2 separate regions of the Homo sapiens genome follow, and region 2 is linked to region 1. The links are chromatin contacts, found by Hi-C or POLR2A ChIA-PET in ENCODE. All regions are on one chromosome and are shown on one strand. Each heading gives the region's core, a stretch centred on a gene start or an enhancer-like site at or near the end of the contact. The rest is flanking DNA. Distances are from core to core; before and after follow the strand shown.

Region 1 (3,934 bases), core at 595-3,094:
CCAGATCACATCATTTAACATTTTCACCCATACCCCAACTGTCAACACTCCCAATTCCTCTTCACTGCTTTCTATCGTGCTTATCTTCTAACGTAACTTAATTATCTGTTAGGTTTTGTTGTTTAGTGCATGTACATTCAATAGCACGCTAATTCCATAGGAAAAGGGTTTTTAGATTTTGTTGTTTTGGGTCTGTTATATTCATAGAAGTATCCCAAACATCTGTGTAAAGCGGTATCTGCCCTATAGCAGACATATAATATATTTTTGCAGAATAACTGAAGTTTAAATATTTACAGACTTCTGAAGGTGTGATAGTCAAAAGTTACAAGTTTTTAGAGACAGAGTCTCGCTATGTTTCTGGTATTGAACTCAGCCTCAAGCAATCCTCAATTTTCCCAGTAATTGGAGCTAGGTGTGTGTCACCACGTTTGACTCAAAGAATACGTTTATTTTATCTTATTTATTTTTTTGAGACGGAGTCTCGCTCTGTCGCCCAGGCTGGAGTGCAGTGGCACGATCTGGGTTCACTGCAAGCTCCGCCTCCCGGGTTCACGCCATTCTCCTGCCTCGGCCTCCCCAGTAGCTGGGACTACAGGCGCCCGCCCGGACGCCCGGCTAATTTTTTGTATTTTTAGTAGAGACGGGGTTTCACCGTGTTAGCCAGGATGGTCTCGATCTCCTGACCTCGTGATCCTCCCGCCTCGGCCTCCGAAAGTGCTGAGATTACAGGCGTGAGCCACCACGCCCGGCAAGGAATACGTTTTAATAAAGTAAAAGTTACTGTTAATAATTAGGCACGTAACTCCTGGACCCTGAAACAATTACGCTGTCTTCTGTAAAACAGGAAAATATCAGGCATCACAGGAGAAGTATGATCCCATTTCTATTTTTTTAAATGTCTGTGAACGTGTGTAATCACAGAAAAACTCTGGAAGGTTGTCAGAAAAACGTTAACATACCCCTGGGGGTATGAAAAAAGGCGTTTTTCCTCCCCCTTCTCCCCCCCAGCGACCGATAGTTCTTTTGTCTTTTTACAATGAGCATGCATGCAACAGGAATGTTAAAAATCGATTTCTTTTTCTAAACCGACAATGTATACAATTATTAAAGGGGGAAAAACACTTCTGAAATGCAAAACATGGAATCACTCTTGCAGAGATACCAGAGATCTCTGAAAGCTGGAAGCGTGTCTCTTCTCTGAACTCCTAGTGCCTAACAAGCAGTAGGCAGCCCTCATTACTGCCTCTTGGCAAAAAGGGCAGAACAAACAGCTTTTGGTAGGTCTCGATCAAAATGGTAACAAATCACAGTTTTAATAAAATGGCAAATATTCTAACTGCCAACTCTTGGATGTTTGCATTATAAAATGAAGCAATACAAAGATAAAGGCAATTTTCTGTCTTCATTAAAAAAAAAAAAAAGCAACCTTAATACCCAGTGGCAACCCTAAGTTATGAATAAAGCAGCAGCACAGAAAATGCTGCTTGGGTTCCCTTTCCCAAGCTGTCCAGCCTCGGCGGCTCCGTTCTTGAGCTCCAAGAGTCTGGGCACAAAAAGCCGCGTGGCCCTGGATCCTGCAAATTGGGAAACGGGGGGATCCTGCAGGCCAATGGCCTTACGGGAGCCAATGTGACGGGATCAGGGGCAGACCCATTTAGGTTGCCGTAACCGGCCAATTCAGTACGCAATAGGGAAAATCAATTAGGATCTGCAGAGGGTTCCCGGATACACCTTGCGAAGAATGCCGCACTCTCCGCCACTCATTCCCCACTCACCGGCACCCGCTAAACCTTCAGCCTGAAATTTTCCTCCGAAGGGAAGCAGAGCAGAGGAAGAACTACCAAGTGCTACACTCAAAGCCTGCCGTCGCAGTGAGCGCGACCTCCAAACTGAGGCATTTTTGTTCCGGCGAAATCCCTCCCACTCAGGAAAGTCCCTAGAAAGAGAGCGCAGGCGCCTGGGTATCACATGACCACTTCCCGGAAGCGCAGCAGACCCGCTCAACTTCATCCTGGGTTGAGGCGGAGGAGAACTTCCAGAATTATGGCGAAGTCCGGGCTGAGGCAGGACCCGCAGAGCACAGCTGCAGCCACTGTGCTAAAGCGGGCAGTAGAACTAGATTCGGAGTCGCGGTATCCGCAGGCTCTGGTGTGTTACCAAGAGGGGATTGATCTGCTCCTGCAGGTTCTGAAAGGTGAGCAATGAGCCAAGGCGGGGAGGACCTGAGGAAAAGGAGCTGGTTCCTGCTGTGTCTGGGGTGAAGTGAAAGAGTTAAAAATGATTTTTCCACACCACGAAGAAGCAGTTAAATACAGAAGGTGGGATATTCTATAGGACAACTGGGCCGCTTTCTTTTAGATCTTTAATAGATTGATGTTACCTAGAAAAGGTGGGGAGGCTACTAGTCTAGATTTTAAAAGACTTAAGAGATATAAGATATAACGCAATGTAATATATAAGCTTTGATAGGACCTGGGTTTGTACGAACTTTAAAAGACATTTTTGGATCTATTAGAAAAGTTTGAATATAGATTGGGGGGCATTAAAATTATTTTCTTAGGCAATATGATTTTTTTTCCAAAACTTTCCTTAATTTTTAGAGATGCAGACCAAAGTGTTTTAGAAAGAGATGCTATGATGTCTTTAGTTAATTTTCCTTAAGCAAAAATTTCTTAAAAATCGAAGCTCTATTTGAGCAAAAATGCTAATTTTAAAAATTTCGGTGATGGGTAATAAGGGTGTTTATTATACGATTATTTTTAATTTTCTGTTTAAACATTTGCATTTAAAGCAAGCCAAAGTAAAATTATGTAGCGGTAGAAGAAGAAAAGTTTTTCTTAAACGGATGAGGTTCGGTGTGAGAAATGCGCAGGGTTGTGGAGGAGACAAGTGAGACTTTTCGTATTATTCAATGTTGAGAAATACCCAAATATTCCTTAACACCCAGCACAACCCTGGCTCACAGTAGACACTCAATATTTATGTATTAAATTGATAAGATCAGCTCCTGCTCCCCAACCCCCGACACTCCCGGTCTGGACTAAGCTCCCTCTGTTCTTTCTAGTTTAAGCTTCTTATAATTAAAGTGTTACAGAAGCTTTGGGGCAGCAGAGGGGAGCCCTTTATGGTTTGGTGCTTTGGTCAGAACTACAAACTCTACCGGCCGGGCGCGGTGGCTCACTCCTGTAATCCCAGCACTTTTTTGGGAGGCCGAGGCAGGTGGATCATGAGGTCAAGAGATCGAGACCATCCTGGCCAACATGGTGAAACCCCGTCTCTACTGAAAATACAAAAATTAGCCGGGCATGGTGGCACGCACCTGTAGTCCCAGCCACTTGGGAGGCTGAGGCAGGAGAATTGCTTGAATCCGGGAGGCGGAGGTTGCAGTGAGCCGAGATCGCGCCACTGCACTCCAGTCTGCCAATAGAACAAGACTCCGTCTCAAAAAAAAGAAAAAATAACTGTAAACTCTACCTTGCCTGGGGCATTATTTGATGATAATGATGACAGTGACAACAGCAATAAGCATAGATATCACGTTTCAGTGCTGAGTGCCAGGCATTGCAGAAAACATTAAAAGCATGATCTCGTTTCATCCGTACCAATTGCCCTATCAAGTAGGAGTTGATGGTATTCTCGTTTTACAGCATAAAAAGTATTGTTCGCTTTCAAGTTCTGCCACTAGGAGGTGGTAGAGTCACAGTCGGAGCCCAAGGCCCCAACGACTCTGGTATACTGAATCCCAAAAGAGAGATGGTGTACTGTGTTGGTCAGGTGGAACACTGCTCAAGTTTTGGCTGCACTAGGAATCTGAAGCAGGAGAATCACAGTTCTGCTCTAGGGTGCTTCACTGATCCCGTAGAGGTTACAGAGACAATGATGTCACATAGATGGGTTAAGACCAAAATGCAAATAGCGCTAATACAGGGAA
Region 2 (3,764 bases), core at 174-2,673, 1.2 Mb before region 1:
CGTGGGGAACATGAGGCCCAAGGTAAAGATGAGGTAAGGACATGCCCTTCTCTAAGGGGCGTACTGGAGCAGCCAACCTGCCTTCCTTTCCGTTTACTTCCCAGGAGCATTTTCTTCCATTGAGGAGATCCCCGAAAACGTGGTGCACGACCACGAGAAGAACGGCCTTCCTCGGCTCTCTTCCTTCAGTGATGCAGAAATTCAGAAGCGGTGAGAACAGCTTCCTCAAAGGGGAGGGGGGAGTTTTTGTAAACCTGAGAAGAAATTTGGGGAAAACCCCAGGCTGAGTTCTGTACTTGGCAGATTGATCGGAGGACCACAGAGGGCTGTCGGTTTGCATCAGTGAGAGGCAGCTAAGCTACACCCCCCATTCGGCGCCTCAAAACTCTCAGTTCCTTCTGAGAATTTCCAGCCTTACCTTCACACAGTCCATTAACATGAAGGTGACATCATTTTGTTAATAGAAATTAGCAGGCAACTTTGTTCTGCTTTGGTAAAGTTTTATAGATTGCTTGCTGAATATGATCTTTTCTTTATAAGAAAGGGATTTGGATTGCAGAGATCTCACTGAGTATTTGATTCTCCCAGAGGCATTGTGCCCACTGCTGTGGGAGCTGCCCCTGCAGTGGTTGTGTGGGCTGCATCCAGCATGGGCAGGGTAGAGAGACGGAACCCCTGATCGCAGCAAGGACGGAGTCCAGGCTGGGCGCAGTGGCTCATGCCTGTAATACCAGCACTTTGGGAGGCCGAGGTGGGCGGATCATTTGAAGTCAGGAGTTCAAGACAAGTGTGACTGACAGAAACCCCGTTTCTACTAAAAAAAAAAAAATAGCCCGCTGTGGTGGCACACACGTGTAGTCCTAGCTACTCAGGAGGCTGAAGCAGGAGAATCGCTTGAACCCTGGAGGCAAGGGTTGCAGTGAGCCAAGATCTGGCCACCGTACTCTAGCTGGGGCGACAGAGCAAGACTCTGTCTCAAAAAAAAAAAAAAAGAAGATGGAGTCCTTAGCTAATAGATGAGAAAGTTCTCATGTAGTAGCTCTCAGGTGGCCCAGGAGAGCAAGGCTGAAAAGGAGTGAGGATGCAAAAGCAGCGGCTCACGTCAGGTCACCAGCTGGATTTTGCCTCCTGGGTCTGCAGCCACCTGCCTTGCATGGCGCCTGACCTGCATGGCACCTGCCCATCCTTACAACCCTTACCAGAGATGCTCCTGGTGAGGAGTGTCCTGCTGTTGCCCTGAGCACTCATGGGGCTTTTGTGAGACTCAGTGAGTGAAGACACGGCAAAGCACAGAGAGCAGTTTCTGGCCTGTCGTAATCACACCGTGTTCTGTGATGTCACTGTTGTCATCGTCTTTGTCATCGTCACTGCTGCCGGCCCTCCTCCCCAGGGCCATGCTCTGCTGCCGCCCGCTTGCAGCTCACCCAGACCTGCTCCTGCCCTCTGGAGCGTGAAGCCTGACTCTCTGTTTTCTCTTGCCCCCCTTCCCCTGGCAATTTGAATTGAACTTTTAAAAATATGCCCTTAAAGTAACTTTCCCTGGCACCATCTATTCCTGACTCAGAGTTCCTGCCCTTATGATTTTCTGCCCAGGAACAAAATTTGTAAACATTCTTGAAGTTTTGAATCATTCAAGTAAAACAGAAGGTAGATTAAATAGATGTCTTCACAGTGACTGCCTACAATGAGTACTGTGGCCTTGGACAGGTAAGGTTTTCCAAGCCTCTGTTTTCTCACCTGCAAAGTGTGGTAATAACAGGATTAATCCACAGGATCTTGGAGTAGATTAAGAGACGTGTGGAATGCATTCATGGCAGCCTCGGCACGTGAGGGTCCCATACACAGTGCTGCACTCCGCTCATTCTTCCCTCTCCCGCCCCCTCAGCTGTGACCTCCTGTGGCATCAAGTTAACCTCTTGTTCGTTTTTTTCCTTAGATTGAAAACATACTTCAAGTTTTTTATTGTAAGAGATCCCTTCGAAAGACTTATTTCTGCATTTAAGGATAAATTTGTTCACAATCCCCGGTTTGAGCCTTGGTACAGGCATGAGATTGCTCCTGGCATCATCAGAAAATACAGGAGGAACCGGACAGAGACCCGGGGGATCCAGTTTGAAGATTTCGTGCGCTACCTCGGCGATCCGAACCACAGATGGCTAGACCTTCAGTTTGGGGACCACATCATTCACTGGGTGACGTATGTAGAGCTCTGTGCTCCCTGTGAGATAATGTACAGTGTGATTGGACACCACGAGACCCTGGAGGACGATGCCCCATACATCTTAAAAGAGGCTGGCATTGACCACCTGGTGTCATACCCGACTATCCCTCCGGGCATTACCGTGTATAACAGAACCAAGGTGGAGCACTATTTCCTGGGCATCAGCAAACGAGACATCCGACGCCTGTATGCCCGTTTCGAAGGGGACTTTAAGCTCTTTGGGTACCAGAAACCAGACTTTTTGCTAAACTAATGCATAAGACCTATGAATTCAAATATCTTTATTAGACCTGGGGCTAACCAGGTGAAGATCTGAGCCCAGAAATGACCCTTCCTCCACCACACCCCTCCTTTGAGGACGCCCGGGGTCTCCCACAGGCCTGTGAGTTGCCTCGGCATATGACGCAGAACCCCAACTGTTACAACTTAGTTTGGATGTAAGATGCTCTGAGGACCCTGCCCACACCCCTGCGTGCATTAGGATGTCGCTGGCCTTTGCTCACCTCAGAGGGGAGAAAAGGCTAAAGATTTGCAGTTTGACAGCCCAGCAGGGAGGAAGCATCACACAGCGTTAGGAGCCGTTTCCTTCAGGTGTTAAGGAAGGGGATGCCCCTGAGGTTCTCCTGGCTAGTCAGGGTGGCTTCACCCATCACTGGTGGGTTGCAGGAACAGCACCCAGGACTCTGAGGAGGGACAGAGAAGCAAGGGGGCTGCTGAAATCGCAGAGACTTTTGCAGCATCAGATCTGAGGAGTAAAACGGCACCTCTGGCCTTCATCTTGGTGCTGCGACAATTGTGGAGGCAAAGCATTCTTTCTGTGACTATTTTGTTCCTGTAGACAGTCAGCGATGGCCAGAGGGTGGTGTGGTGTCCAGGGGTCCATCTTTCCAGAATCCATGCCTGTGTAATGCTGGTCCATGCTTCTGAACCTGTGTCTGCCAAGCGCCTATTTCATTCAGCACAAGACATACGATTTTAGAAGGTGAGGGGAGGGGAGGCTTTTTCTACCTGAGAAGGGGAGTGTCTTTGAGGGCCTTAAAAGGACCATGGCCCAGGAATGGGGGCGCTGGTTGGGCTTGGAGCTCAGGCTGCTGTGGATCCCGGCGCATCAGTTCTGACTTGCCTTACCTGGGTGGACAGCAGTGAATCTCCACCTGTCTTCTCCAGGGAGCTCCCATGTTGGGGCTGAAGACGAGCAGGGGCAACCTGCCAGCATCACAGAATTCAGTGTAGTTTATACATTTCGATTCCTTTCATCTCAGCAAAATGGGCACTGCCAGAGCCATTTCTGATCACACCACCATCCTGGACCATGTGACTGGAAGGTGGGTAACCAAGTTCACCAGCAATAAAACCCAGCGCCCAGGTAGCCTCCAGCAGTGCGGCTTCCTGGCAACAAGGTAGGCCCTGGTGCAGGGCAAGCCGCAGCGACCATTTCAGATACCGTCCACAGCCAGGACCGCTGAGAACTGGGACAGTTTCCTGGGATGAGTGCCAGCCTGAGCCTGCATGGTGCCGCCGAGCCCGGGGTGGAGGAGGGAGC

The links. A loop is a pair of places that touch in the nucleus more often than their neighbours do. ChIA-PET counts read pairs that join two places held with the same protein, here RNA polymerase II (POLR2A). Pooled maps may share reads with other maps.
Region 2: a loop to region 1 is called in a pooled map, with 5 times the contacts of the local background. The contact joins the enhancer-like site here to the promoter of MRPL30 in region 1. A Hi-C loop is called at or near these places in 3 of 50 pooled maps. POLR2A ChIA-PET finds 5 or more read pairs at or near these places in 2 of 52 experiments (activated T-cell and activated naive CD4-positive, alpha-beta T cell).

The regions. Positions count from the first base shown.
Region 1 is chr2:99,179,094-99,183,027 of GRCh38, reverse strand. It overlaps MRPL30 (mitochondrial ribosomal protein L30), which reads right to left and starts at 1,844. Exons shown (of 6, transcript NM_145212.4): 1 at 1,779-1,844. MITD1 (microtubule interacting and trafficking domain containing 1) reads left to right here and starts at 1,970. Exons shown (of 7, transcript NM_138798.3): 1 at 1,970-2,197. The coding sequence starts at 2,047. RefSeq lists a silencer at 1,463-1,635 and enhancers at 1,853-1,902, 1,923-2,152, 2,163-2,302.
Region 2 is chr2:100,391,955-100,395,718 of GRCh38, reverse strand. CHST10 (carbohydrate sulfotransferase 10) reads left to right here. Exons shown (of 7, transcript NM_004854.5): 6 at 105-210; 7 at 1,937-3,764. The coding sequence ends at 2,474. Among named protein-coding and RNA genes, the nearest start is that of CHST10, 24 kb to the left of the region's middle. RefSeq lists enhancers at 1-258, 429-688, 959-1,068, 1,639-1,708, 3,448-3,764. Within about 2 kb of position 1,423, at least 3 of the 41 ENCODE cell types and tissues checked have a DNase peak (open chromatin) inside an H3K27ac peak, as active enhancers do.